Regions from separate parts of the Mus musculus genome. Here all the other regions are linked to region 2. A link is a loop called in an ENCODE intact Hi-C map of the cell type or tissue named here. Cell type or tissue: heart. All regions are shown on one strand. Region 1 has its middle 76 kb from the start of 4930583P06Rik. Region 2 has its middle 44 kb from the start of Sema6d. Region 3 overlaps Gm39920 (a long non-coding RNA gene). Region 4 overlaps Gm39920 (a long non-coding RNA gene). Region 5 holds the start of Myef2 (myelin basic protein expression factor 2, repressor). Region 6 has its middle 98 kb from the start of Sema6d. Region 7 has its middle 29 kb from the start of 4930517E11Rik.

Region 1 (4,000 bases), 310 kb after region 2:
ACTTTATTATAAAGAATTTGTGAATAAAAAACATCTCGGACTGAAATCAACCAGACCCAAAGTCCATCTCTCTCAAATGAACTGCTATTCAGTAAGAACAACCATTCTGAAGCTGCAGAGCTTCAAGTTAGACTTTTCATTTACCATGGGCGTATTTTGGGTGGAAAATAAGTGTACAAGAATGTATTAAATAGTATCTGCAGTTTAATGACACTGCTGTTAAAAAGTTTACTTAAGTTCTACATCTAGGTAAGGAAACCACGACTCATGCATGGGAAAAACAAAGGTTTGGTGATAGCTTCTAGGAAGCACAGATAATAATGCACTGAATGAAATATGAAAGGCAATTTTTAAAAAGAAAAGTCAAAAGGATTCCATGACAATTAGATGTAAGACATCATAATGGAAGCAGGCAAGATACCCCAGTGGGTAAAGGCACATGCCATCAAACATGGTGTAACTGAGTTGTACCACTGGATCCCATATGATGGAAGGAAAGAACTGACTCCAAGAAGCTGTTCATAAGGGCCCACACATATATACACACAGTGACTAACTAACTAACTAACAACTAACTAATTAACTAACTAACTAACTAACTAACTAACAAAAATGCTATGTGACATTGCATGGCCAGTCCTGGTATCAGTTTAAATAACACATCTTCTAGCTTCCCGCATTTTCACTGTCATTTTTTCATTATTCACAAGCAGATTTTAAGAAACACAGGCATCAAAGCAAAGGTAATGTAACAATATAACTAAATAAAGTAGTAGGCAATTTGAGAAGAAGATACTTAAAAGCTAAATACATCAGATTCATCATTTTCAAATTCACAAATACAAAACCATGCCTGTTGTATAAAAGCATCCAATGAAATGGCAGAGAGTCACAATCCGATCAATGTACCATGAACATGCTGTTAGACTTCATTAAAATGAGGACTCAGAAGAATATGAGAACTATTTTAAGGCAGTGTTCTTCAGAGAACCAGATGTGCTGAAGATAGCCACACACTATGGAGAGAGATCAGTCTCAACTTGAAGTGAATGAGAAGCAGGCATTATTTCAAAATTTAGCCTATTAACTTCAACAACTCAAAGCTCCACAAATTCACTAACGTCTAGATGATGTGACTGTACTAAAAGTGCCCTGACTACTCCTTGGTGCAATGCCTACTTTATATTAGAATGTATACAGATACTGGGATTCCTTCTAGAAACGTTGTAAATATTTAGTTACTGGTGGTTTCAGCATTTATTTCCTGGCATCTGATCTAAGAGTGTATATGTATGTGTACACGCATACACATAAACACAGATACATAGGAGTGAAAGATTTCTATTTTTAAAACCATTTTTCAATAACATGTGTGCTCATCTGCTGGTATCTTCAACATTATAACAGTGTTTTGAAGTCACAGCACACAGATGTGCCTCTACTGGCAGCAAGTGTCCAGTGTGGAGGCCTCTCCACCAGCGCCAGATAGTCTTCTTGTTATGCAATCACTTAATTAACTACAGACTTCATTCCCTTACAACCCAATCTCAAGACTCATGCTAAGGCTGTTACTGCCCCCTATAGAACTTAAAATAGCCACTTCCTCTTTTCTCCCACTGACAAAGACTATGTGTTCTGACAGCCAATATTTCATCTCAATAGAAACAGCTCACTGTAGGAAGTGAAAATCATGTCCCTTTTTGGTCCAATTGTACAACTTAAGGAACTGCAGATATTACTTAATTTCTCTCTTTTAATCCAGTGTAACCCTACTATGTTTGATGTTTAAGGATTAATCATGGAGTTCTCTTGTGCTTTCTTTAGTTTTGGTAAGATAATTTACAGGAAAATGTATAGATCAAAACATATTTACCTAAACAATTTCATTTTGCATCTAGTACAGAAATCCAGATCTCTGTAACATTTTCTGTGTTTTGTTATTATATCTTTAAATCTTACCACTGCAAGCAAACGTGAAAATCCTTAAATTGCTGGCCTCAGAGTTCCCATGTCAACTGGCATCTGCTCAGGTTGGAGTTCCTGCCAAAAGTCAAAGACAAACATTTATGAGACAGAGCCTGATGGCTGATTATTTAATCCCGTGTGTCCAGCACTGCCAGCATGCGTGGGTTTCAACTGCCTGCTGCTACTTTAATAATAAGCCCTCTTACATCCAGCTGAATGCAGTGTACCAATGGATGCTTCCCCCTGCTCTAATAAGAGACCGATTATCGATCTTCACCTAGATGGTCCCATTGAGACCAGGCATTCATGAATACAAACAGAAAAAGAAAAATGGCACACTGAATAATTAGCTTTAATAAATAGGAGCATAATTTCTATGAAGAAAATAGTGGCCAATCTAATTATGAGGGCAATTTTGCTGAATATTTTGTAAGAGGTATAGGGTACCAAATATATTCAACAGTCAAACTAAACAGCAGTCTCCAAATTCTGTCTCTTCCCTTGGCACAAGCTTTGGAGGCTGGGATGGAGCACCTTGCTCTAACCACTCTACTGGGATAGACAAATACGGACCCAGAAATGGACACGCTGAAATGAAAGAAAAATGAATCTTATGAACAAAGTGTAAAAACTTAAAGATAGCATGGTGAGAAATAATTGAATTAATGTTTAATCAGTTCATTTAACCTGAGATACCTTAAATCAAAAAAATAAAAATAAAAAGATGAAAAAATAAAAATAAATTAAAAAAAAGATGACACAGAGCCTGGAGATATAGCTCAGCTGGTCAAGTGCCTTCCAGAGGAGCAGGAGGGGCTGTGTTAAACCCCCAGTTCCCACCAAAAGGCTGTGCATAGTACATGCCTGTAACATCAGTGATGGAGGAAGGCACAGAGACAGACTTACCCAACATCCTAGCCAATATGTGAGCACTTGGCCCAGGGAGGAGACCATGATAGCCTACACACACACACACACACACACACACTTCATTGGATCAGATTTGAGAGACTCTGGGATCTCTCAGTTCTGCTCTGATGTTCCAAGTCATTAGAGGGCACCTGACTGGATTGTCTATGCATCCAAATATATATATATATATATATATATATATATATATATATATATATATATATATATATATATATATATATTTGCTCTGAGGTAACAGATACCAGTTTCCTTATTTTTCACGGATGACATAAGCACATACATACATACATTCATTTACCATCTGAGATATTTTAAAGCTAGAACATACAGTGCTTAGTCCCTCTGATATAGGTTTGTGTTTTAGAAGCACATGACTATTCATGATAGCTTTTTGATGGAAAAAGAAGACATCAGCCTTATATTTACCATCTGCTGAATTTTTTAATGAATAAATATACTTGATTTTTTTTTAGTAAGTCAAAAATATGGATCAATATTAAGGATGCAAGTTTTCACTTATAACTTTGGAAGAGTTCTTGAGCCTTCTTTCCAAAAGATCCTGAATCAGGATCTGGGCCGGCTCCCGGAAGAGGCCATCCTGTTGTGCCTCACCCAAAGAGCCAGCTCATGACTCAGCAGTGAGGCCCCGATGAGATGCACTTGGTGAGAAAGCCCCTTTCAGTGAAGCTGTCACCTTGTTGAGTTTGCTGATTCTGTCAGCACAGGCTGAGCTCGGAATTTAGTGGGAGAGTTGGTTAGAAGGCGTCAGATGTGGTACTTAAAACAGAAGCTGGCTTAAACCTTTGCCATCAGCAGGACAGGGAGAGTTTGTGTGGGTGGCAGGATTGCTTCATGCTTGTTTCAGTTGTGTATTAAATAAATGATATTTTGAAACCCAGGAAGCAGACACAGATACCCCACCACATACACATACTGTCATTATTTAGTCAAAACCTTGAGAAACAGTATTTTGCATGAGGGGCTTGAATCTTTTCTTCCTTAGAGAGTTGGTAAAGCTCATGTGTTTATTCATTTGATGAATTTGCCACTTATCTCATCGCTCACACCAGAATGTGCAACTTCTTATCAGACCTTATCTTTT
Region 2 (4,000 bases):
CATGTAAGGAAAAGAAGCCTTAGTGGCTGACACGGGGTCCGGTTACTGTACACAAAGTCGGGGGGGGGCACGTATATCTATAACAACGATGTGCGGTCCCTCTCTAAGGATGCTGGAGTTGACTACTGACCAGTCCAATTCCCCCAGTGCTCTAACTCAGACCCTACTGCAATACTTCCCCTACCTCTTCCCCAGCGCGCTCCACATTTAAGAAAACAACAACACCACCAAAATAACCAAAACAAACAAAACAAAAAAAATCCCAAGTTATTAGATTTAAATAGTACAATGGTCCTGGTAGCCGAATAATGAGAAAAAATTCCAAACTCAGCTTGCATCCACACCTTCAAGTTCTTAGAACCCAAGAGTTAGACGCCCGACTGGGAGCTGAAAGCGCTTCCAAATTTCCCCAGGGCAGCTACTGCCTCGATTTCTACAGAGGGTCATTGCAGCAGAATCTGGAAGTTTCCCTACCTGGTTGTTGGGCTCGGTTTGCCTGCCTCTGCTCCAGGCTACAAGACGCCTCTGGCTGCGAAAGACGCGGCTCATACAAAATTGACTTTTCCTTATTTGTTTCCATCCATAATTGATGGGGAGCTGAGAGCGTAACACGTCTCCCGGCCGAGCCCTTGCCGCCTGGAGGAGACCCGGTCTATGGCGCTTCTGTGGAGCATTTTTTCAGCCAGAGAACAAAGCACGCAAAGTTGCGGGGGAGAGTGGCTGGGAGACCCGCGAGTGGGTGCTCACGGTCCCCGCGTGGACAGTCAGTGGCTCCGCACTCCCAGGCTGTCCCTGCGTTCTCCCGGCCGAAGCTGGCCCGGCGGCCCGGGCTGCGCTGCGGGCGGGCTGGAGGCTCCAAGCCCCGCAGCGAGGAAGGCGGGCTCACCCTGACGGCTTGCGGAGCGGCGCCGAGCCGGCCCTGCCAAGAAGAAACTTTTCCTCGCAGCCCAGGGTGTCTTTTCTTCCCTTAGGGGTGCGCCTCAGAGGAGGGGTGCGCCTAGGAGGAGGGCCGAGCTGCCCCGCCCCGCCCCCAGGCCGCCCACCGGCCAGCTGGGACTGGTCAGCCAGACCTCCCCTGGCGCCTCGGGCACCGCTGGAGACCGTGTGGCTTGGGAGAGCAATGAACTCCCGGGAGCTACGACGCTACGCCCACGCAAACACACGCGTCCGCACACAGCTGCGCTGCGGGCTCCCGGCTCGGGGTCCCACCCCCATCACGCACCCAGAGCGTCAGCGGAGCTTGGGCGACTGTCTTACCTCTCATGGGGAAGCCTGCTTTTAAAAACAGACAAATGAAGCTTGTCACGGTCAGACAGAAGAGCCAATCAAGACAGTGTGCAGAAAGAGCAATCCCACGGTCTCGGGTCTCGTCTTGCGATCTATCCTGAAACTCACTCGCTCCAGCCCTGGCGGCGGCTGCGGCGGCGGCGGGACCCAGCGCGAGCAAAACAAACCGCTGCTCGGCAAATGGTGTAATTCGATCCATCTCCGAGTCGCTCCCCTAGATCTCCGCTCCCTGGCCACTCTGCAGCTCCCACAGCGGCCAGCGCCGCCCAGAGCCCCACGCGCGCCGCGGCCTCGACCCCGGTGGCCGCCGCGTCCCTGATCGCGCACGGCCGCGCGCCCAGGCTCTCCCACCTTATCCGAGCGGCTCCTCCCGCGCCTCCCGGAGCCGGGTCGCCCAGCTGGCGCCGCCTCTGTAGCCAGCAAAGCCGCCTCTCCCTTCCCTTCCTCTCCCTTCCTCCAGGCGCCCTCACTACTCTCCCACACTCCCCCAGACGTCCCGAGGACAAATTGCTGCAGCCCAGTGGTGCCATGGGCGCAGTTGTACCCCGAAGTTTTGACTTAGTTTTCTAGTGTAGGATTTATTTTTTGGCTCATTTTACAAGCCCCCTCCCCCATTTATCTTTATAACCACCAAGTAAAACAGCTGGGAAGACGCAATCAAACATAGCTGTAGCTTTAGAAAATACAGAAATTGCCTACTAAAAATCTTATTTCCACTTTGAATGAAAGCCATTCAGTACAGTGTAATTTTGCAGGCTAATGAGCCGGTTTTACAGGCAAGTGTTTCGTTTAATACGTTGTGGGAGAAATGAAAATGTCCTTGAAGCGACATCATTTAAGATGTACGGACTGTCATAAATGAAATAAAAGAATCATTTATTCCCAAACAAGAGGATCTTAATTCAAAGTTCATTTCCAAGAACGGGCTATGTTTATTAGTTTCCAATCTAATCATGTATCACTTAAGGGTTCTAAGTGGCTGGAATCAACCCTGATGCCCTCTCTTAAAGAGAGAGAAAGAAGAGAGCATTTCCGCCAAACTTTTGGTTTTCCTTTGAGTGTGGTTAATTACCATGGAAAGAGAGACCCGGCATGGAAGCATATTCTTGTCTATGATTTTTCCTGCTTTTCTCTCGCACATAGATATATGTTTACATTTAGGAAGAACACTGCCCTGGAGTTGAAAAGGAACTTCAAAAAAGACAACCCCTTTTAAAATGCAAGCTCCCCCCCCCCACCCTGTTCCTCCTGTTACAAGAAAGGGATGGGGGGACAGAAAGAGCAGCTTCCGAGGCTAGCTCAGTGTTGGTTTTGTTTTTTGTTTTTTTGTTTTGTTTGTTTTTTGTTTTGTTTTGTTTTGTTTTGTTTTGCTGTTAAGTTTTTTGTTCCTGGTTGGCTGGTGTTTTCTGGTTGTGTGGGGCTCTGACATCACTGCAAGTTACTTGGCAGTCAAGGTCCTCCCCTGGCCAACTTCTGACCCAGAAAGCTGGGGCTGTTTCCTGGCCAGCAGTTATTTCTTGTTTTCTGCTCTGCGGGCAGAGGGTGGTACTGGCCACCCTGTGAAGATGCCAAGTGAGGAAACAAGTCACCGGCCACCCCGACAGGTTTGCCAGTTGTCCCATGTCTGCAGGAGCAGCAAAGGTTCATTTCAGATTCCTGAATCCACCCCCCACAAACACCCCCAGTCAACATCTCACGTTGTAGCTCAGGCTAGCCTGGAGCTTATTTAGCCCAGGCTGGCTTCAAACTTGAGGCAGTCCTTCTGCTGAAGCAGAAGAGACTCTGGAGCATTGAGATTACTAAGAGTGAGTTACAACATTCAGTATAAATTGGGTTCCTGCACATGTGGGCAGCCTTAGAGGAAAAGATACCCAGAGATTACAGTTTTACCCAGACCGAGTCTTTAAATCCGGGAATAAAAGGAATGATGGTCTGGTGGGTTGCTGGAGAATATGCTGATGGGTCCTTTGAAACCATGAATTACATGTTTTCACTTTAAATATCAGCCTGGACCTCAGAGTCATCCTTCTGTTTGCTCTGTCGGAGGCCGAGAGGCCAGAGCATGACATGGGTAGAAAGGTCAAAGATTACTCTTGAGGATTTACCATGTCTGTGTTGTGTGTGAGAGGGGGAAGGGTGGGAGTTGGGGGGTGTTGAGAGGAAAATGACACTCTTCATTTAGTCTTTAGTAGAAAAGCATCCAAGGAAAGCACTCAGGCGGCTGTCACTGCAGTGGTTCTGATTCCCATCATTTCTGTCCACTTCATACCATTCAGCTCTTTAATCCTGTTAACTTCTGCCAATTCCCGTTCTCCCACCCACTCTGCACTCTAGGCACTAACATTGGCTCACACTCTGCCCCTCACTGGAGCACACTCTCCTGATGTTCCTGCTTTCTCTGGTATCCTATAAAGTGGTTCAGCTTCATTTCTGATTTCTTGATTGAACAACAAGTTGTCTAGGTGTCAGAGTACCCTCAGCCCACAAACCCTCTGTATGGGCCGGAATGACTGTCTTCTCTGTTATGAAATGTTATTTAATTTATCTTGCTTAGGATGTCTCCCAACTGGACACTTGTTAATGGGCCAGGGTTCTCCTCTTCCTTTCCTGGACAGGCCTGGTGCCCAGCACTGGGGGGCACACTCAGTAAATACTTGTGGAACAGGTGTGGCGCCAGAGCCTGCAACATTCTCATACTCTCTTCTGGGCCAGA
Region 3 (4,000 bases), 170 kb before region 2:
TAAAGCACGTAGGCACTAAGAAACTCCTGTTCCACTTCCTGTTATGACGTGGGTTTAGATATTTGAAGAAGAATTCCGAAGACTCATTCTTCAACTTCTAATGAGTGCTTTGCTAATTGAGAAGTTCCTACTTTATAAGTTCAGGATGGGTAGAAGCACTTTTTTCAGGATTCTTATTCAGACAATAACAGGCAGCCTTCAAGGAAGAAAAACAAAACAAAACAAAACATTCACCACTGGAAAAACAAGAGATTCAGAGCAAATATTTAACAGTCAAAAGGGGTTGTGATCTCTGGCTTCTGGAATATTTTTATGTCAAACAGATGGAAAAATACAACTAGAGGAGTATATTTTCCAGGATTTCCTCTTTGGCCTCTGAAATGCCAGTTTTCAGTGACACGGACTCATCTGGATGCAAAGCCATATGTTTAGTAGCCTCATCATTTTGCATCTAGATGTTCCCCACACTGGGAGTGGCCTCAGTGAACACAAAGGAAGACAGTCATTGCTTAAAGCAGGGTGACCATTGGGACCCCCTCTCCACCATTTGTGGTTTGCTTGAGACCAGTGCAATCTGCTGTCAGACACTGAACACAGCCTGCGCTAACTGTGCTTCGGAGCCCTGGGATCATGCAGGCTCTCATGCATTTGATGGCACTCATTTATCTTCCCAAACTGAGTTTGACTAATCATATCCTTCTCCCTTTCCTCCTTGTGACTTTCATTCCTGCTTCCTTTAAGACAGAGCAGAAACAGAATTATACTTTCAACCTTTCCATACAACTAACGTCAGAGAAATAACAGACTCACAGTTGCAGATTACCCAAAAAAAAAATAATCATCCAATTATATACTGAAACTGGGATGAATAATTATGTCACTAAAACCAATTGGCACAAAAAAAAAGCCAGACCCATGAAACCAGGACATTTGGCAGGATGTGAGACTTTGACTGGCAGCAGAATTGCATGGCCCTTTCTGTCTGTCACCTGCTAACACAACTGGACACAGAGACAGTGGTTAATAGAGCCAGAAATATGAATATGAAAGTTGGGGCCAGAGCTCCTTAGGGCCAACTTAATCAGTAGGGCTGAATGCATCTGTGTCTGGGAGAGGAAACACTCGCCCTCCCCATGCAAACCTTGACATGTATACACTAACTTAGCAGCTCCCTGGGCTTTCCTAACATAATTCTTTCCTCTCACAAACAACTTAGAATGGAAAGGAAACACTTTAGCCATTTGACTACATCAGTCTTTGAATACTGTTTTCCAGACATTCAGGAGGAAAGGCTCGATTCACAGCCCTGCATCTTTGCAATGCAGCAGTGAGTCCTCATACTATTGCACCGTACCCCTGATTCCTGAGCTGCCTGAGGCAGATCCTTCTGGATTGTTGAGAGAGACTGAGTTGATCCAGAGTGATGTGTTCTGTTGGCACCAGCTTTGAAAGTCCCAGTTCAAAGACTACACTTGCTATTCGAGTTATGAGTTTGTAAATGTGAACCTACTCAAGAGAACATGAGTTGGTGTGATGTCATCAAAGGACGACAAGTCCAGCTCCCATTGGCTGCTGGGAGCCTGGACAGGGTATATAATAGGCTATGTGCATCTTACAATCATATGTATGTCTGTATTTCTACTTGGAGGAAGTTTGGTGTTTGGAAGGTTAATTAACTATGGCTACTTAGAATAAGATTCCATTCATTATTGCTATGGTGAAGTAATTTTATTAGTGAAAAGGTACAGAGTAGCCATGTTACTTGACCTCTGACATTTCCATCCCCCAACTATGAATCTATTTGTACAACAGGACCAGGGCTTTGTACAGAGCTAAGGCATAAAAGTAGATTTTTTTGAAGACCCAATATCTACGGTAAATTTCTAATAACCCAAAACCAGTTTGGCTGTCGTGCCTGAAAACAACATGAGGTCTTTTTCCAAGTGGGTTTATTACTTTTCCCCTAAGGGACAGAGTGGCACTGGCAATGAATGCCTGTGTCTGTTAGTCCAAAGGAAAAGTGGAAGCAGGATGGCCCTGTTGTGCCATGCCCTTCCATGCCAGATGAAATGCTTCTGCACACTGGCCAGAGAGCCAGCTGTAGGGCAGGAGGACGGGATGAGCAGCCAGGGTCAGCCAAGCTGCCAACTGGACATGAGGAAACTCGCCTTGCCTTGCCATGTGGCAGTCTGATGACCAGGAAGTGTGGCTGGTGCAGAGCCCGAACAGGAAGGGCTTTGAAATTTTGATCTTCATGTTATGTAACAGATTCCTGGCAGCATTCATAAAGCATCAAAGTAAAGAATCAGATCTCTCTCTTCTGAAAGACAAGGGATCTCTATGAATGAATTATAGTTAAAAAAAAAAAACAAAACAAAACCCTGTGAACAACCAGCTTGAACGCCTCGAAGAGCTGCTTGTCAGCTTCCTTTCTGTCTCATTACCACTGGCCTCTGAGTGAAACCACTCTGTAAGTACCAACTCGCCTGCATCAGAGATTTAGAGAACAAAGGTGGCATAAGAGAGCCGACTAAGCCATCTTCTGATTCATATGCAGCTAGAGAGACGAGCTCAAGGGGGGGTACTGGTTAGTTCATAATGTTGTTCCACCTATAGGATTGCAGCTCCCTTTAGCTCCTTGGGTACTTTCTCTAGCTCCTCCATTGGGGGCCCTGCGATCCATCCAATAGCTGACTGTGAGCATCCACTTCTGTGTTTACTAGGCCCGGGCATAGTCTCACAAGAGACAGCTATATCTGGGTCCTTTCAGCAGAATCTTGCTAGTGTATGCAATGGTGTCAGCGTTTGGAAACTGATTATGGGATGGATCCCCATTGGTCGTGCAAACTTTATATGCCTCAGTACAGGGGAACGACAGGGCCAAGAAGTGGGAGTGGGTGGGTGGGGGAGTGGGTGGGGGAGCGTGTGGAGGACTTTTGGGATAGCACTGGAAATGTAAATGAAATAAATACCCAATAAAATAAATTAAAAAAAACAAAAAAAATGTCAAAAAAAAAGAGAGAGAGAGGCGGCTCATCCTTTTTCTGAGGTGTATCCCATACTGACTTGCCATAGAGGGGCTACGGTTAATCTTTTCTTCACTTCTGCGCTGAACTCTGATGGGATAGATGTGGTAGGTAGCTGCAGTTCTCTGCAGGGCAATGTTTAAGAGGCGGTATTAGAGCGAGCTGAACCTCAGCTGCATTGACTGTGCGTGGCCTGCGTACAGGAGGGTTGTCCCTGCAGGGATGCCCGGGGGTGAAGGTCGGTTAAGATACCCACCTCTTAAGCTTCTCAAGCCCTTTCAGTGCCTGGGGCAAAGAGGGATGGACGGGTGAGGGAAATAGTGTCTTCTGCCATTCTATACGTATTTTTAAAACAAGGCAGTAAATATTACTTTTGAGTAGTTTGAAGTTTGCTGAAGAATGAGAAGTTCCTAAAGGTTTGTCTCACATTTCTCCTCCACACCCTGCTCCCATCCTCCTCTTTACCCCTCGTATGAGTGTGGTGTATCTCTTAGAAGCTGACAGACTGATGGTCATTAACTGGCATTCTTAGTCTACAGGAGTTCTCACTCTTTGTGATGCACATTCAACTGGTTTTGACAAATGTTGTATATTTTGACATGTGCCCTGACAAGTGTTTGACACTCTACCATCACTCAGAAAAAAATGTCATTGTCCTAAAAGTACCCCTGGCTTGCGCCACCTGTCCATCCCTCTTCTTCAGTAGCCCCCAGCTAGGACTGGTCTTTCTTTTCTCCATCTCTCTAGCACGACCACTCTTGGAATGTCAAACAGCTAGAACCAGTGGATAGGCAGTACGTGTCGAAAAGGGCTCTAGTAAGCCATCCCAAACACTTCCTGGAAATGCATGACCAGTGAGGGACTTTCTCGGGTAGGCATTCACGCCAAAGCACCCACTCAACTTGAATGTAATGCCATGCTGCTAGCTCTGCCTGGTCATGTAGGCTCCAGAAGTATTTGAGCACATTTACCTG
Region 4 (4,000 bases), 130 kb before region 2:
TGCTTAGAAACCTGAAACTAGTAGTATGGTGTGTGTGTGTGTGTGTGTGTGTGTGTGTGTGTGTGTCTGTCTGTCTGTCTGTCTGTCTGTCTGTCTGCCTGTCTATGGAAAGTAAAAGAAATTATACTGGTTTGTTGTGGTCAAGTTGGAACAAACTACAGTCATTTTGGAAAAGGAAACTAATTGAGAAGATATCCTCATTAGATTTCCTATAAGAAGGTCTAGGGGATATTGCTTTTATTAGTGATGATGTGGGAGATCCAGGTCACTGTGGTGAGCTGTCACCCCTGGGTGGTATAAGCATACTCGGTGCAAGTCAGTATAGAGCATTACTCTTTGATCTCTACAGGAGTTCCTGCCCAGGTTCCTGCTTGAGTTCCAGCCCTCCTTGAACTTCAGCATCCTTTAGTGATGGGCTGTGATTCTGACAAATAAGGCGAATAAACCCTTTCCTCCCCACGTTGTTTTTGGTCATGGACTGTTCTATCACAATAGAAAGCAAACCAGACAAGTAACTCTGTAGGGCTTAAGCTGAGTTTGAGGTAACTTCAGATAGAATTTTTGGAATAGTGCTCTCTTGAACTTGGAAGATGACAGATCTCTGTGTGGAAAACATCCCTTCTGTGATTGGCTTCAGTTGAGGAGTTCTAGACCTATCTAGCCCTAAAACTCTCTGAGTAGATTACTAAACAAGACCCAAACAAACAAACAACCACTAAGTCCTTAAAAGAGACATGATCCTGTCATTCCCTCCTCCCTCTCCCCTCCATGCACAATTCAGCAAATACATTCTTTTTCCTAGGCCACTGGTTGTCAGCCTGTGGGTCTCCACCCCTTTTGGGGGTCAGAACAATCTTTTCACGTGACTATCAGGTATCCTGCATATCAGACTTTTACATTTTAATTCATAGCTGTAGCAAAATTACAGTTTTGATGTTGCAATGAAAATAATTTTATGGTTGGGGTCCCCACAACATAAGGAATTATAGGGTCACAGCATCAGGAAGGTTAAGAACAACTGGTCTAGACTTAAATGGTGCACCCATTCCAGGACCCTGCGCCATCTCTGTTTATGTAGACACTGACTGGAAGACCGAAAAGGGAGTCTAGGTGTCCAGGCTCAGTGTCCAAATTGCAAATGGGAAGTCTTATAATTCAAATGGAGGTTCCCTTATGTCACTCCCCAGAGCTCTTATCAAGCCCCATAATAGTGAAATGAAAAAAGTCACTGAGTCAGGAAATAATCCAGGGCAGTAAAGTGGATTTCATTAGGGACCTAAGGCATCAGATGCTAATAAAGTAATGAGCAGCAGGGAGATTAGTATTATTTTCTCTGTGGCCATTTGGAGAGAATGGTGTGTGACAGAGGACTGCATGTCAGGAACTCTGAGCATTTTTCTTACTCTCTGCAGCTTGTTTATATAAGAAGCTCTGTTTGCGCGATAGCCAGTGGAAATGATTATATTGCTGGGAAGTGGATATCATCACAAGAACTTTCTGAATAGGAGCATCTCACTTTAACTTGGCTTTAAAATTCTCAGCAACATTGTACCCTACAAGAACTGCCCTCTTCCAAAGAATAACAGAGAGCCTTTACTTTCTGAGACATGGCGTTGCTTGACTGTTTTCAATCCTGAGCATATTCTACCTTCCCTGGTGTCTCAGACATATGCCTTTTCCCATTTTAATCTCCACTTGTTTCAAGCTAATATTGAATATCCTCCAGAAAGAGGAAAGACCCTGGGGGCTGTTATTTTGACAAGCTATTCCGGATAGGAGCCCCTCTCTTTCCCTGACATTCATTTCTTGTTTCTTTTGGGTAATTAAACACAGAAAAGGTCACTTAGCATTCTGGCAATAACAGGACGTGGGGAGGGGAGCAACGGCAAACAATACGAGGAAGGCAGCACTATTTTTATTTTTCTTCCCGTTTCTCTGGTTATTTCTTGATTATTCGTATGCTATCTGCTTCCTCTAAGACTCTCAAGGCAGTGTAATTTGAAAGCACCCCGGAAACACCTGCCTGTTACTAAGTTTAATTTCTTGGCAAAGCACCATTGCCACACCAACATGAAAATTCGATTTGAGTGCTTCTAAGTTTCAGTGGAATGGAAACTTCGTCTCGCCTACAGCAGCTGTACTCGCTCGTATCTGTTCTCTATTCCAACATTCACTCTGGCTAGCCCCAGGGAGGCGTTTCCCATAATGCCTTGCTGGGATTCCCAGCTAAAACGGTGGTCTATCTGATGCTGCTCCTTTCCATTTCAGTGAGAAACATCTATTTCCTCCACGTGGTCTCCTCTTCCCTTAAGTGACTCGGGTTTGGTGTTAGGATACTGTCAGGTTTGTGGGAGAAAGAAAGACAAGAGCAGCCCCTTCAGCCTCAGCTCAGGGTTGGCACATCAGCCCTTCAACTCCATCCTTGTAGTTTCAAAGTTTAGGGAACTGGTTTATAACCCTTGTCACAATTCCCTGGGAGGGAAAGAGAGGAGAGAGTGAGGGAGCTGTGTGCTATCCGTCTGCTCCAAAGCTTTGGGTCACGTGGCTTGAAGAAGGTTTCAACTCTGGTTTATTTCTGTTGGTTTTGAAAGCTATTTCAAAAAGGGTTTATTGACAAATTTATTTTATCTCAATTTTTGACTCCCTCACAGTCAAGAGCTGCTTCTCACTTACTGTTTGGGCCTCCGGTTGCTCAAGCACACTTGCCATATTGTAAAATAGAAGCATCCTAACCCCAAGGCAGAGACATAAAAATAGTATTTTAGGTCAGGCCAGACCTCACGAGATGATCTCTCCAGTTACCTAGGTTGGCAGGACCCTCCACAGGAGTACATGCAACAAACCCCTAGGGCTTGTTGCAGTTCCTTACCCTTCAGCCTTCATATTCTAACTTCTTATCAGAGAACAGACATCTTCCCCTTTCTCCTTTGCTTTCCCTGCCTGCCTTCCCTCACTGAACGGCAACTTCACACTTCCCTGGTAACAAAGGTGACTCTGTCTGTCCTAGTCCTAGAATCCAGAGGCACACAAGGAGATGGCTTCCACCTTAGAGTGGTCTTCTGATCCAGGAGTTTCCAGAAGAATTCTGGCACAGTAGGGGGCATGGTGGCTGCTTGATGTGCTTTCTTGCTTTGCCTTCATCAACCCCCCTAAGGCCTTCAGACATGTTGAATCCCTCTGCCTATCATGCCTGCTCCATCTGTCTGGTGGAGCTATGTTTTGGGACAGCAAAGGCCATCCAGTGAAGGGCAGATTGCTCTGGGGAGGAGAGATATGAAGCCAGCTCTTCATAGAGTTGCTGGTATTGAGAGCTCTCCACTCTGCAGAGTGGAGTTCAGTTCATACTTCAGGTTTGTAATGAATCTCGCTCCCACCATGACCTTTCCTGGCGATATTTGAAGCTTTGGTTTGCAGAACTCTGTATGGAAGCCTTTTTATAATCAGGATACATCTCCGTGGTTCTCTTGATTTGGTTTAATTCTTCAGTCACAAAGCTGAGAAAAAAGAGGCTGTCTTTAGTTCCCTGGAAATTTTTTTTTTTTCAGAAAGTCACACATAGTCCAATTCCGGTCCTCTCTCTGTAGCTTTCATATAATATCTAGCTCTGTCAGCAGTGCAGTGCTTTGCACACTCACCTGGAGCATTGTGACTTTGGGATGATCTAATAGGTCATTCCTCCTGGGCATTCCTTCTTCTCTTTGACGATTTCTCCATCCACAGAGATAACTTGACTGGGGTCCTGCCAAGCCGACGACTGTTCAAGGTGTCTGCTCTCCGTAACTTTCAGGTATCCTTCTTCACAGAATCCCAGTCACCCTTGAAACTTACCTTCTTGTCAGAAAAGAAAAGGCATTTTGTCTCCATTACTTTCCAAAGGGTAATCTCTTACTCTAATGCCAGTTTTATTTTGATTTTTTTCCTTTTTAATCAGGATTAGTTTGAGATTCTTGAGTCAGGTCTTTCTTAAGACTGTCTAGAAATGGTTATTAGATCTGAAAAT
Region 5 (4,000 bases), 510 kb before region 2:
TTCAACATCTGTTACCTAAGAGTTTTTCAATGTGCACACATAAACTGGGAAAAAAAAAATTCCCAGTGAGGGAATTAAATTCTCCTTTGTCGATTTCGCTACCCTTAAGTATGCTGTCAACAGCATGGAGAAGGAAAGGTTCATCTCTTCTAGGAGCCCCTCAGTGATCCTCAGTTATGATAACCCTTAGCTCTTTATGAATTCACAAGATTGGGGCTAAAGGGTAGGCAGAGAGCCATTTATCTTAGGCTCACAGTTTAAATCCTGCTTGGTTGTGGGTTGTCCTGGTGCTGTTTGTATTCTGATGTTAATTCTGCTTCCTCCAGAGGGGTTGCCCCCTAGAGCAGTCGCAGCAGGTGAAGTCCTGCGAACCTTCCCATTTTAACTGGTCAATAAAGGCGAGAGCCCGTTTTTTGGGCAGTGGTGGGATAGGAAGAACGGGAGATCTCTGAGAATGGGCACAAGTAGGGAAGAGGGAGGACGAGAGGAGGAAGGAAGACAGTGAGGACAATAGCCATGTTGGAGCAGAACCACGTGGCCAGGAGAAACCACAAGTAGCAAGGGGTCTTATAGCTGGGGAATGTTAGTATAGTGTTAGATCTGCCCAATCTAGGCTTATATCTTATACTTATAATAACTGGATTACGTGGTTTTTTTTTTTTTTTTTAAGATAGGCTTATTGGGGTTGGAAATTCCAAGACACTGCCCCCCAAAGCTCAGTCATTAAGAATAGCTCTTTTAATGGGATATTTAAATTGGCATACTCTGGAGTATGGGTAAGTCTCATGTGTGTGTTTAATTAAATTGTGCTTTTAGCTCGATTACAGCTCTTGAATAGTGCTGTTTCCCAAAGTCCTCCTCCAGCAGAGCTCTAGTGTCCCTTCCGAACCTTCTATTATGGTTTGGTCACGATGAACTCTTGAAAAGTGTTGAAATGTGAAAAAGGTTTTTGCAGGAATCTACTAGTCCAGGACTGTCAGATGGAGTTCCTTGGAGAAATTCAATGGTAACAAAAGAATACATGGAATAGTGAATACTTTGAAATCTAGGGTTGAGGTGGGGTGGGGTGGGTTAATCTGGTTTCTCCTTGATTGAAACCCCATGGGAGCCTTAAGAGATAGACTGCGATACTGTAGCACTTGGCCCTAGATGAAGTGTTTTCTTTAAATCTCTACCTTGCAGGGAAGGAACTGCTGTCTTTACCTGAAGAGAAGTGGAGAACTGAAATGCCTCAGCCGAGGAGAAAGCCTAATTTTCTCTGCCAGATTCCAGCACCTGTCTGCTAACTGCAACCATTAGGCCCCAGGGGTGACAGTACAGAAACACAAAAGTATCTGTTGTGTTTAGGACACTATGTGGGTAGAACGCCAAACTCAGAATTTTGTAGATGACTCTCATCTCTAATAAACTGTGTCTGCCTTATGCTGTTCACTTTTTTTTTAAAGAAGGAAACATTTGAGGAGGTCTTAGCTTTTTTTTTCAACTGAAAAAGGCCATTTTAGTGTGAAGTGTAATCATGACACTCAGGTTTATGAATCTTTAGTATTTAGGGGTAAAATCTATAATCCAAACCAAAATATGCATTTGTAGCTAGTCTTGTATAAGACTTCTTTTAAAACAATTTGTTTTTTCCATGTGTGCGTGTGGTTTGCCTGCATGTATATCTGTGCACCACAGACATACCAGCGCCTATGGAGTCAGAAGAGGTCGTTGGAGCTCCTGTATGTGGGTGCTGGGAACCGAACCCAGGTCCTTGGCAAGAGCAGCAAGTCATCCTAACTGCTGAACTCCTCCAGCCCCCTTGTACAGGTTTTCTTAAGAAAATGATGGACTGTCCAAATCGATAGCTGCCCCGAGAATGTAAAAACTTCGACCTCTTAGCTGATTGCTAAGGTCTACAAAAATCTTCAGCCCTCAAAGAAAGTGGTCAACTTGTCCTCAGCTACCGGTGCTCGCTGGCGGGTTCGTAGAGCATCCACCCGCAGAGATGGAGCTGCCATAGTCCTCTCATCCAAAGGCCCCGTCCCCGAGGACCCCCATCTCTGCCCCCCCAGGCAGCCCGCGCTCCCTCCGCAGGTGGCCGCGCCGGAGCCCCGCCCCCACTCACTCCCCAAGTCGCGGGGCCTCGTCCGCTCTCGCGAGATCCCGGCCGCCGAGCGCTCGGGGCCTTTTCAAATCGCGATCCGTTACCGCTTCTCCGGCCGCCGCCATTGTAGCGCTCGGAGCCCTCATCGCGGCCGAGGCGGAGCCCGCGGCGGGATGGCCGATGCCGACAAGTCCGAGGCGGCCGCGGGTGACGACGGCTCGCAGCAGCAACCGGCTGAGCCGCGGCGAGACACGCACCCCGGCGAGCCCGAGAAACCGCCGCGCAGCAGCGCCAACGGCGTTAAAATGTATTGTCTCCCCCGGGCGGCCGGGCGGGAGGGCGGCCGGGCAGGGCGGGAGGCGCGGGCGGCCCCGGGGCGGGAGCAGGTGCGGTGCTGGCGGCCCCGGCCTCGGGCGCGCGGAAAAACGGTCCCCTTTAAAAGGCCCGAGGCTAGCCTCATCCTCGGGGAGGACCCAGGGATGACATCATCGGTCCTTTCCCCTCCCGGCCCGGTTCCGAGCCCCGGTGAGGGCCGCGTGTGCGGTGGTGGCTTCCAAAGTGTTAGAGCTCACCGAACCCATTGTGTTCCTCTTGATTGGCTTTCGAAAAAGGAGGACTTGGTCTCCTCCACCCACCCGGTGATGGTTGTGGGCCGTGCAGGCTGGTTTATTTATTCATTTTTTTAAAAACACAAACTCAGTGTGTAGTGGCCTTCATTTTACTATAATTCACTTACGATATAATTAAATTACTGAAATATAAATCTGAATTTGGCAAAACTGGGAACGCAACCCAGGGCCTCGTGCAGTCTCCAGGCAGGCGCTAGGCCACAAAATGACACCCCCCCTCCACCGAATGCAGTGCTTTTTTTGTAGAAGAAAACCCGAGGGCTGAAGGTTGGATCTGTCATCTGTGTCTGTAGAGAATTTAGTCGACGTTAATCCATAAGATCTTAAGTTGTAAGGCAGTAGGATAGGGGCAGATTGTGCTCGGCTGTCCTTGTCACGTGGGGCTATGTGAAGGCAAACATTTATTTTCCTATGGCTTATTCTGTAAAAACTGAAGTTGAAAATAATGCCAGTAATTTGTTAAAACACCCTCCACCTCTCCATCCTGCCACGGTAGAAAGCAGTGAACACATGCTTTCTGACATGAAGTCAGAAAAGGGAAAATGTCTTTCTGGCTTTTGTGTGGAAATACTTGAGGCAGTGATTTGGACCAGTCTGTTGAAACCGGCTGAATTGAATTGGTTGCAAACTAGATGGGGTAGTGCTCCTCAGCTTCTCTATGACAGTCTCGCTCTTAGGGTGACATCATTGTATATTTTTTCTTAACCACTGACAACGTATTTAAGAGGAATTACCCCAGTTCCCTGGGGCCTATCCTGAGCTTTAGAAGTTCAGTGTTTGCTGTTTTCCTGATGCCTATATTCATTTTTGAAATGATATATGATATATGTGGAGAGGCACTTTAAGAGCGTTCCATTAGACAGAGCCTGTTGTGTTACCTTTGAATTGGCTAGGAATACCTTAAATATGGACATTCGTCTCCCTACCCACCTGGTGACTTTTGAACAGGAAGCATCGTGTGAGCAGAACAGAATTTTGCAGGTATCAGATTTGCAGGGCTTGAAAGTCAGTGCAGTTTGCTCATGGATGGAGAGTGTGCATGCATCAACCACCGAGAAATCAGAAAGCAAGGAAAGCCTATCTCTTATGCCTGTCAGATCTTGGGCTTTTTCAGAGATTTGCTATTAAAAATAGAAAAAAAAAGTGGAGTGACTGTAACAATATAGTCACCCTCTGTGTCTTTGGATTCTGTATTCATGGAGTTAATGGTGAATTGGAAATACCCACATTGTATCTATATGGAAAGTAAGCATACATGATACACGCGTTGTTTTAGGTATTATAA
Region 6 (4,000 bases), 54 kb after region 2:
CACTGTTATATCTACGCGCTGTTCATAGTACAACAAAGTGCAAACTGACCCAAGTTATCTGAAAGCTCTTAACACGATGTAGAACTTTAGACTGTGGTTGTAACAGTTCACTCCAGCCACAAGGCACATGAGGAGAGATATATAAAGTCAGTGGGGTTCAGTCCTGAGATAAGAGATGCCCCATGGCTGGATTACAGGAGGAATCATTTTTCAAGGCAGTTTTAAAGACAATTTTACTGTGTTGAGAAAAATCTTACAGAATAGACATATTTATTATTATTATTATTATTATTATTATTATTATTATTTTAAGGGAAGGATCACTGCAGAGAATGAGCTTCTTGGAAGAGAAGTGGCTGATTTTGGAGCCAATCTAGGTGTAGCCTAGCACTTTGGAAATTCCCTTAAGGTAGAGGTTATTAACATCTAAAACATTCCCAGGAAGCCTCCTGGATGCTACAGGCTGCATGTCTTCATCCCTCAAATTGACTTGTTGAATCGTAATACTCACAGGGTAGAATATGGAGATGGGGCCTTTAGAAGACATTGAGTTATGGTAGGGACACCCCTCACTGAAAGGGATTAGTGATCCTATCAAAGGTCCCCAGAGAAGCCCCTCAGACCTTCTGAGAAATACCAAGAGCATGGCCATCTGTGAACTAAGAGCTGCTCCTTCACTAGTCCCCAACAACCCAGCTCTGAATTCTGGAATTCCATGTTCCAGATCTGTGACATTGTTGTTGAGACATTAACATTGTTGATAAGCCCTCCAGTGTATGGAGCGTTGTTACTGTCACCCAAGTGGGCTGAGGCCTCTTTGTGCAATGCTATAGGGATATGAACATATAGCCCAACACAGGCTTCACCACCATGTAATTGAACACCGTTTGCAAAATTGTTCCATGTGATCATTTACTGTTTCAGAAATTCAAGTCCTTGTTTCAGTTGTCCATGCCTTACAACTGACCAGCCTACAGTTTGGTGGCATTTTCATATGCTCACATATTCTGTGGCTCTGGCATTTGAATAGGGCTTGACACCAGTAGTTTTTGTGTTCCATAATTCCAAGTGCTTCAACTGGAGAGACACGAAGCCTGGGCGTGACAGGAATCCTCTGGCTGCCTCTTTATCCCCTTGTCAGATATAGGAGTTAAGAGGATTCCAAGGCTCAACTTAGATCAGGCTTCTGACTGGATCTCCTGGGAACAACTCACACATGTGGCTTAGGCTAGCTCCCAGGATGGCTGTCCCTCAGGGTGATTGAGCTTGTCTCTGTTGTAGTCTGTTTAGGATGGCATAAAACCATAGAAGAGATATGAGAATGGTGACAAACTTGGAGAGCAATTTTCTTTCAAACACTGAAAGTGTATTAATATGTAGACGCTTCACTTGCTGCTTGTGTGATGAGCACAAAGTCTGGATGGAAAAAAGTATGGAGGATCACTTCTTGGACTTTTGGCTAAGACCAAGTGTGAAGAAATATGGAAGAAAAAGAAGAGGTTTGGGAAATTCTCATACCAGTCATGGAAGGAGTAGCCGAGTTTAATTCAGCACCATTCTCTGCACACTGAGTGGCGCATGCGTATATTGCCATTGCATATCCCTGCACTTCCTACACAGTTCCCATTCTGAAGAGATGCCATCAAGCCTAGAGGACTTGCTCCATTCAGAAGCATTTTGTACGCTGCATCCCTCCCGATTCTTTTAAACAGAAATGAAGGACAAGCCAACTGAGCACAAGGTTATCCCTTCAATGCCACAGGGATGCTCTCAGTCAGGCTGTTCCTAAATATAATACCCCAATGGATTACTTCCCAGAGGCTTTCATAGGATGCTGGCCTCATCATGGCACACAGACTTGTCTGGGCCCAACTTCCTGAAGCAGGAAGGCCGTTCTATTTTTTGTTTCCTCTCACAGCAGCAAGGAAGCAAACACTGCTGGAGCAGGAAGTCTGAACAGGAATTTGTTGACAAAAGCAATTTTTGTAGATTTAAGGAAAAGGTGTCTTGTAAATTTCCTCTAACAGCTGGCTGACCATTTCAAGAGACACATACAGGATGTGTGACCTCTAATGCTGTGGGAACATTCAGGATGGGTAAGCACTCATACCCTAAAGCACCTTTTAGGATAGCAATATTTGTGGCCTAAGAATTGAGACAAGGGGTGGGGTCTACAGATAGAAAGAAATCTGGCACTCTGGGTTGGTTCTGGACACACTGTATTATTGAGTCACTGTGCACTCTGGCTTGGCTCTGGATATACTGGGCTGTATTGTTGAGCCAGTGTTCAGCTTTTCTAGGTTAATGTGTGCAAGTCTCTTTTTTTAAAGGAACATGAGCCCAGAGAGATGGAGATAGTGGTTAAGAGAGCTTGTTGCTCTTACAGAGAAATAAAACCACCTTTAGCTTACAACCACCTATTACTCCAGCTCCAGGCGATCCAATGCCATCCTCTGTCTGACACGAGGATAAGGCAGGTAGATGGTGCACGTGCATGCAGACACAAACCACTTGTGCACATAAAATAAAAATATGTCCTTAAGGGAAAAGAGACAAAAGGAATTTCCCAGCCCAAGTCTGCTCATGGGCAGCTTTTCCTGTTCTTCTGTCTGACTGCAGTTTTGGCTTCCTAAGGAGTTCAAAGGAACAACAGAAAAGAAAACAGACGCACAACTGAAGAGAGGAAAGGGAAGAAACAAAGCGGCCAGCTGAGCAGAAAGTGTGGGAACACAGCAACTCTGAGGCCCTAAGAGCCCAGGATAGCTCTAAAGCTGCGGGAACAGACAATCGATTTCCCCCTTCCTCCTCAGAGCAGCAATCTCCACTTACAGAGACACATGAAATAATAAGCCTCCCCCAGTCAACAGGAGCATGCATCAGGTACGTCTGACAAAGGAAGACATTGTTAGGATGTGGAGAGTGTTTCTGAAAGATGAGACAGAAGGGCTCCCAGGTAACACCAGCTGATAGCTGCCTACTCTCCTTACCACTGTCAAAGCTGGGAAATAAAGAAAACCCTTTATGACAATTGCAGCCAGAGTTGTGTAGCATCCATGCTCTCTGAGGTCACTCATGAAGCCTACACAACCTTTCAGATGGATGCCCAACTAAGGGAAATATATAAGAAACATCACAAAGAATTGATGGATGGGTTCAACTCAGAAGATGCTGTAGAGAGCGAGCCTGGGTGCTCAGTAGCAGGTTGCTTGGTTCAGGCCTGGGGAGCAGACAATCATTCCAGACCAGTGGGGCTCAAGTGAGGAGGATGGAAGAATTTCACAGGGTGCATAGTAGGGAGGCAGAAGGCAGGACCAAGGAGGCATGGCAACCATTCTCAAATGCACATACCCACTCACAGATACAAGCACATATACATATTTAAAACTAACTTTGAAAGTCTTTAGGAAAGAAAATCGTCCTATGAAAAAGCATTGCTATCTTGAATGTTTCCTGACATATAGTTGGAGCCTGCAAAACATTCTATAAACACATGCATTACCCCTCTAGAGCTCAGTAGTTATTTAGGTAAAGAATCTTCTCAAATAAATCTGTATAATAGATTTTCCCTCTAGGCATATGTATGAGTTTCTAGGGGATAGAACCCAGGGCCTTGAACATGCTCTACCACCAAGCCACACATCTAGCCCAGAGGACTAGGTATAGCTCAGGTCAGTTTTGAACTTGTGATCCTTCTGACTCTTCCTTGAGAGTAGCAACAAGTCAGGCTGTCTCTGCAGGTTTGAACACATCATTGTCACCTTACTACTTTGAAGCAAGTGACATAGTTTTATATGCATGTGTATAAATATGGAAGGTGAATAGGAATCACCATAAGGACTTGATGCTATGTGCAGTGACAGAATGTCAGGGGTAAGAATCGCTTAACTTTGAAGCTCTGTTACCATATCCAGGGTCATTCATTTTCAGATTGGCTCCCACACTCATTTCTGCGTTTTTATTCATAAGAAAAATATAGATAGTCAAGATAAGGAAATATAAT
Region 7 (4,000 bases), 510 kb after region 2:
CTCATCAAAAGCTATGGAAGGACCTGCTGGTGCCCTTCACTGGTATCAATAGCCACAACTACTATTAAGAATCCTCAAAACTCTATCCTATAGCAGATAGCTCTTTCATTCAGATCTTAGTCACTACAAAAATCACTAAATGCTCCCATTGGGACATGACTTCTGGATCTTTCTTGGGGGTTTATTGATTAATATACTAGGCTATCCCTACAGTTCTATTCTTGTTTAGTTCACACTGCAGCTTCTCCCAAAACCCTTCAGTTCCCCGAAGATAATCCAGAAGGCATGGTCCTTAGAACTCACCCCTATCCTTTATCCTTTTTCAAGGATAGGGACCTCCTGTCTTTGTGACACCAAGCTTGCTTTTTTCCTGGCACAATGACTTATGGATCCTGGAAAAATATGGCTTTCCAGTTCTCTGTCTCATCTTGTTCACTCTACCAACTGGAAAGGATTACCACCCTCCTGTCTACCCTCAAGTCTTGTTTCTTCGGTTTCTTCTCAGGTTAAATAGACTTAGAAATTTCTTTTCTTTCCATCAAGAGATCAAATATTTTCTGATAAAATGATATTTACAGCTATATAAAAAACTGGTAGGCTGGTGAAGTCCTTCCAGGAATGCATGCACCATCAAAGAAGACTTTGGGCTTGTTGCGAATTAGCCTTCCCTTGCTGATTTTGTTGGAGTCACTAAACCGGAGGCTATGACCAACCAGTCTTGGACTTATTTCAGTCAACTAATCACCTCCTCCCCAAGTTCACATTCTGCCCTAAGATGTCACAAAATGACAAGACACAATTATAATACTTAAATTAAAAATTCACAAAAAGACAGATAGATTAACATCCCAGTCAATGGCTACAACCTAACTTGAAAAGAGAAGTGGAGAGGCCCATCCCTGCCATTCTCCTAATGGTTCACTACACTATCAGCTTTCAGAGACCAAATTCACTGTCGGCTAATGGTGAGTCAGTAAAGCTAGGTTTTTTCCACATCTAGAATCTAAGGTTCTGTATAGAACACAAGCTTATATGCTCTTACAAGCTGCCTTGAGAGAATGTTTTATGGCAGGGGATCAAATCTCACAGGGGTAGAGAACAATGGTTCTCAGAAGTTATCTAGAAGATTCCGTTGAAGATGCTACTAACCATGGCCCAAAGCCAACCACAGGTGACTTATAAGTCTAAACCACTGCAAATCAAAGCGCGAATTTGGCCACACTGACAGAGAAAAGCTTTCTAAACTCGTAAGTGACTTTTTTTTCCCCCTCAACAGTGCTAAGATCTACTATATCCTATTCATGTGTCGTTTTCCAGCATTTAGTATCTGGCACTTTTCCCAGTTACTAAAAATTCTCATGAAAAGAAGCAGCCACACAAATGCAAGCTGACAAGCCTAAGATCCTTTGTTGGTTTTCTTCCATAATTGATATTACATGTATATTTAGAATACACGGACACTGCAGCCCTGTGCCAGCCGCTCATTCTAACGTCTTTCACATTCTCTTGAATTGTGTGCAACTTCAGCAGTTTCTAATCATCTTACTTTTAAATACCTCTGCTTACAATATGAAAAGGCTTACAGCTTCATTTAAATTAAGACATTCCACATAGCTCTGCCTGCATTCTTTCAAAATACTCAGTCAATTAACATAAGCTACCTTCTAGAGAGGATTTGCTTTAAGTCAGGTGGAAAGAAATATTATTTCAGAACCAAAGAAGAACAAAGCCATGAAATAGATAGAAGATCAAATAATGGAATAAATTGTAAGCTTGTTTAAGTTCCTCATATTTTAAGAGAAAGTATATATATGCTTTTAAAGTGTTCTCCTATAGATTGCTTCTGGGCAGATACAGTCTGCCAGGACAGCTCTAAAGGGGACAAAATATCCAAAATATGGCAGCTTTTTTCAATCAAATGACAGCCCAAAAAGTCTCTGCAGATTCCAAAATACTGCAGGCTCAATCACCCTAGGGTGCAGTGAGCTGAAGCGCAGTTCATCATTCCCAGGGAATTAAATGTGCTGAGAAACAGTCCTGAGTCTGGCAATGTTAAAAATGGTTGAAACCAGAGCATGTCTAACAGCGGGGCCAGGCTGCCACCTGGAGGGCGGCAGGAAACACAGCTCCACGAACGCCAGTCTGTTCCCAACAGTCAAAGAGACCCTTCGGGCTGAGCTAAGCCCCCCATTCTGTTTTACTACTTGACAAAAAAGCTGAGCCTTTCTGTCCCATGGCTCATTGATTAGTGGACCACGTGGAGGCAGCGGCACTAGGTGAAGCCAAGTGTGCCACAGTCTTTCCTTCTTTCCAGACTCAAGGCTGGGGAGGCTCACCCTTGAGCACATCTTTTGTCTCATCCACCCACTTTATTGGTCATTGTTGTGGGTCTTATGTGTCATTTTAGAAACAGAAATATCAGGTCACTTTTCAAAATGTCTAGACTCTTCACGAAGCACTACATACAAGGAAAGAGAAAGCCACACCTTCAAGGTGTGTTGTTCACACAAAGTGAGCACTGGGTATTGTGTGGAGCTCCAATTCAGTCAGGATCACACAGAGAAAAAGACAGAAAGAACACCTGCTGTAGGGGGACAATTCTTTAGTGGCTGTTGAAATCCGATGGGTCAAATCCCTAATCCCCATAAAAGTATGATGTACACATGGGTGCTGTGTACAATATTTTTCCAATGTCCATTTTTTTCTTACATAGGAAAATACAGTAACTACCCCATCTTATCACATTGTGGAGGAGACTGAAATTATACTAATCAACAAGTAAAGATGGTATATAACTCTTAATACAAGCTTTTTGAAAATTAGACTTATCCAGATAGGAAAAAGAGGCAGGACACAGAATACCAACTGCCCAACTGCCAAGTCAGGCAAGAGAGAAAACACTGAGTCAGGAGATGCTCCAGGGCAAGCTGTCACCCTGGGCTGTCACCCTGGGCTATCACTGTGGGCTTCACTTCTTTCAGAAGTCTACACCCACCTATTTCCCTTCCTCTGCTTCTTGCTCTTTCTTTTCACAATGTTTGATCATTACTCAAAAGAAAGTATAGTACTTACTTCCAAAATAGTAAAGACATTTGTTTTGGTTTGGGTTTTTAGTTTCAACTAATTCACAACCTAAAAATAATTGTTTGGGGAAATAGGATTCTGGAAATAATTCTACTGTCCTATTGCATTTCCTCCGGGTAACCCAGCAGAGAGAACATTGGGCCTCTGAGAAGATGCAGGTGAGTACCAATTGGTCCCTACTGGATGTGCTGTTAGTCAGAGAGCTGTAGTGACACCTCCTGGCAAGACCAAAAGAGCACTGCCTTCCATAAAACTGTATTGTCACAACTTTATGATCAGAAACAATGAAGAAAATATATTTTCCCACATGTACTGTTCCTTGAAAGAAAAAAAGTCCATCTGTAGAGAGACACAGTCACAATACTCATATCCATGTTTGAATGGCTTCCATTTAAAAAAAAAACAGCTGAGTCCAAGGAAGAATATAGCTATGTTTTTATTTTATGATACCCAATAACTAAAGCTGGTTTTATCTACTCATCTGGGTATTGTGTACACAAAGTAACATTATCTAATGTGAAGCAGTAAAATTCTATAGAACTTATTTTAAAATTATACTTGTGTAGTATTTCTATCTGGGCTCTTTGTTGGTCTGATATTTCTCTTGAATGCCTGGACAGTTACCCCCAGCTACCTCCTGGAAGCATTTTCAATCTAGAATATTCTTTTTCACTGGACATCTTCCACCAAATTCTCTACCTCTTTCAAAATGCACTACCTGTATTTTGAGAAGCACTTTAATGACATACATACCAAAACTAAAATAAAAATAAATATTATTATCAAATTTCTCTCTCTTCTCAGAGCTTGAAAATGTTAATAAAGCTCTAAAAATATACTAGGCATCTTTCCTCCTTCTGTCTCACTTACTCACCCAGCCATATATACTTAGTTATTAACATATGCTTAGGCTCTA

Evidence for each region. A loop is a pair of places that touch in the nucleus more often than their neighbours do. Peaks named below come from ENCODE experiments on the same cell type or tissue, not always from the same donor. Only the 100,000 strongest peaks of a DNase experiment are listed, where the experiment ranks them.
Region 1: it touches region 2 in a loop (2.6-fold over the local background); 3 of 42 quality-filtered maps call a loop at or near these places.
Region 3: a loop joins it to region 2, with 2.2 times the contacts of the local background. A loop is called at or near these places in 5 of 42 quality-filtered maps.
Region 4: a loop joins it to region 2, with 2.6 times the contacts of the local background. A loop is called at or near these places in 6 of 42 quality-filtered maps.
Region 5: a loop joins it to region 2, with 2.7 times the contacts of the local background. A loop is called at or near these places in 2 of 42 quality-filtered maps.
Region 6: a loop joins it to region 2, with 3 times the contacts of the local background. A loop is called at or near these places in 4 of 42 quality-filtered maps.
Region 7: a loop joins it to region 2, with 5 times the contacts of the local background. A loop is called at or near these places in 13 of 42 quality-filtered maps.

What each region holds. Positions count from the first base shown.
Region 1 is chr2:124,296,615-124,300,614 of GRCm38, reverse strand. It overlaps a transcript of Sema6d not described here. Among named protein-coding and RNA genes, the nearest start is that of 4930583P06Rik, 76 kb to the right of the region's middle. In heart, CTCF peaks have their summits at 1,355 and 1,563; DNase peaks (open chromatin) are centred at 1,474 and 2,094.
Region 2 is chr2:124,607,535-124,611,534 of GRCm38, reverse strand. It overlaps a transcript of Sema6d not described here. Among named protein-coding and RNA genes, the nearest start is that of Sema6d, 44 kb to the left of the region's middle. In heart, CTCF peaks have their summits at 769, 1,530 and 1,732; DNase peaks (open chromatin) are centred at 1,094, 1,504 and 2,794; H3K4me3 peaks cover 2,654 bases; H3K27ac peaks cover 3,339 bases.
Region 3 is chr2:124,774,093-124,778,092 of GRCm38, reverse strand. All of the region lies in intron 2 of Gm39920 (a long non-coding RNA gene), which reads left to right. Among named protein-coding and RNA genes, the nearest start is that of Gm39920, 18 kb to the left of the region's middle. In heart, no CTCF peak of the experiment used is centred here; a DNase peak (open chromatin) is centred at 2,142.
Region 4 is chr2:124,739,109-124,743,108 of GRCm38, reverse strand. All of the region lies in intron 2 of Gm39920 (a long non-coding RNA gene), which reads left to right. Among named protein-coding and RNA genes, the nearest start is that of Gm34484, 20 kb to the right of the region's middle. In heart, no CTCF peak of the experiment used is centred here; a DNase peak (open chromatin) is centred at 2,098; H3K27ac peaks cover 1,997 bases.
Region 5 is chr2:125,121,778-125,125,777 of GRCm38, reverse strand. It overlaps Myef2 (myelin basic protein expression factor 2, repressor), which reads left to right and starts at 2,118. Exons shown (of 16, transcript NM_010852.2): 1 at 2,118-2,393. The coding sequence starts at 2,260. It overlaps Gm46759 (a long non-coding RNA gene), which reads right to left and starts at 2,134. Exons shown (of 2, transcript XR_001783448.2): 1 at 1,684-2,134; 2 at 1-989. In heart, no CTCF peak of the experiment used is centred here; DNase peaks (open chromatin) are centred at 2,137 and 2,527; H3K4me3 peaks cover 2,393 bases; H3K27ac peaks cover 2,098 bases.
Region 6 is chr2:124,553,154-124,557,153 of GRCm38, reverse strand. It overlaps a transcript of Sema6d not described here. Among named protein-coding and RNA genes, the nearest start is that of Sema6d, 98 kb to the left of the region's middle. In heart, no CTCF peak of the experiment used is centred here; DNase peaks (open chromatin) are centred at 1,863 and 2,203; H3K27ac peaks cover 976 bases.
Region 7 is chr2:124,099,194-124,103,193 of GRCm38, reverse strand. It overlaps a transcript of Sema6d not described here. Among named protein-coding and RNA genes, the nearest start is that of 4930517E11Rik, 29 kb to the left of the region's middle. In heart, CTCF peaks have their summits at 2,108 (motif pointing left) and 3,321 (motif pointing left); a DNase peak (open chromatin) is centred at 2,173.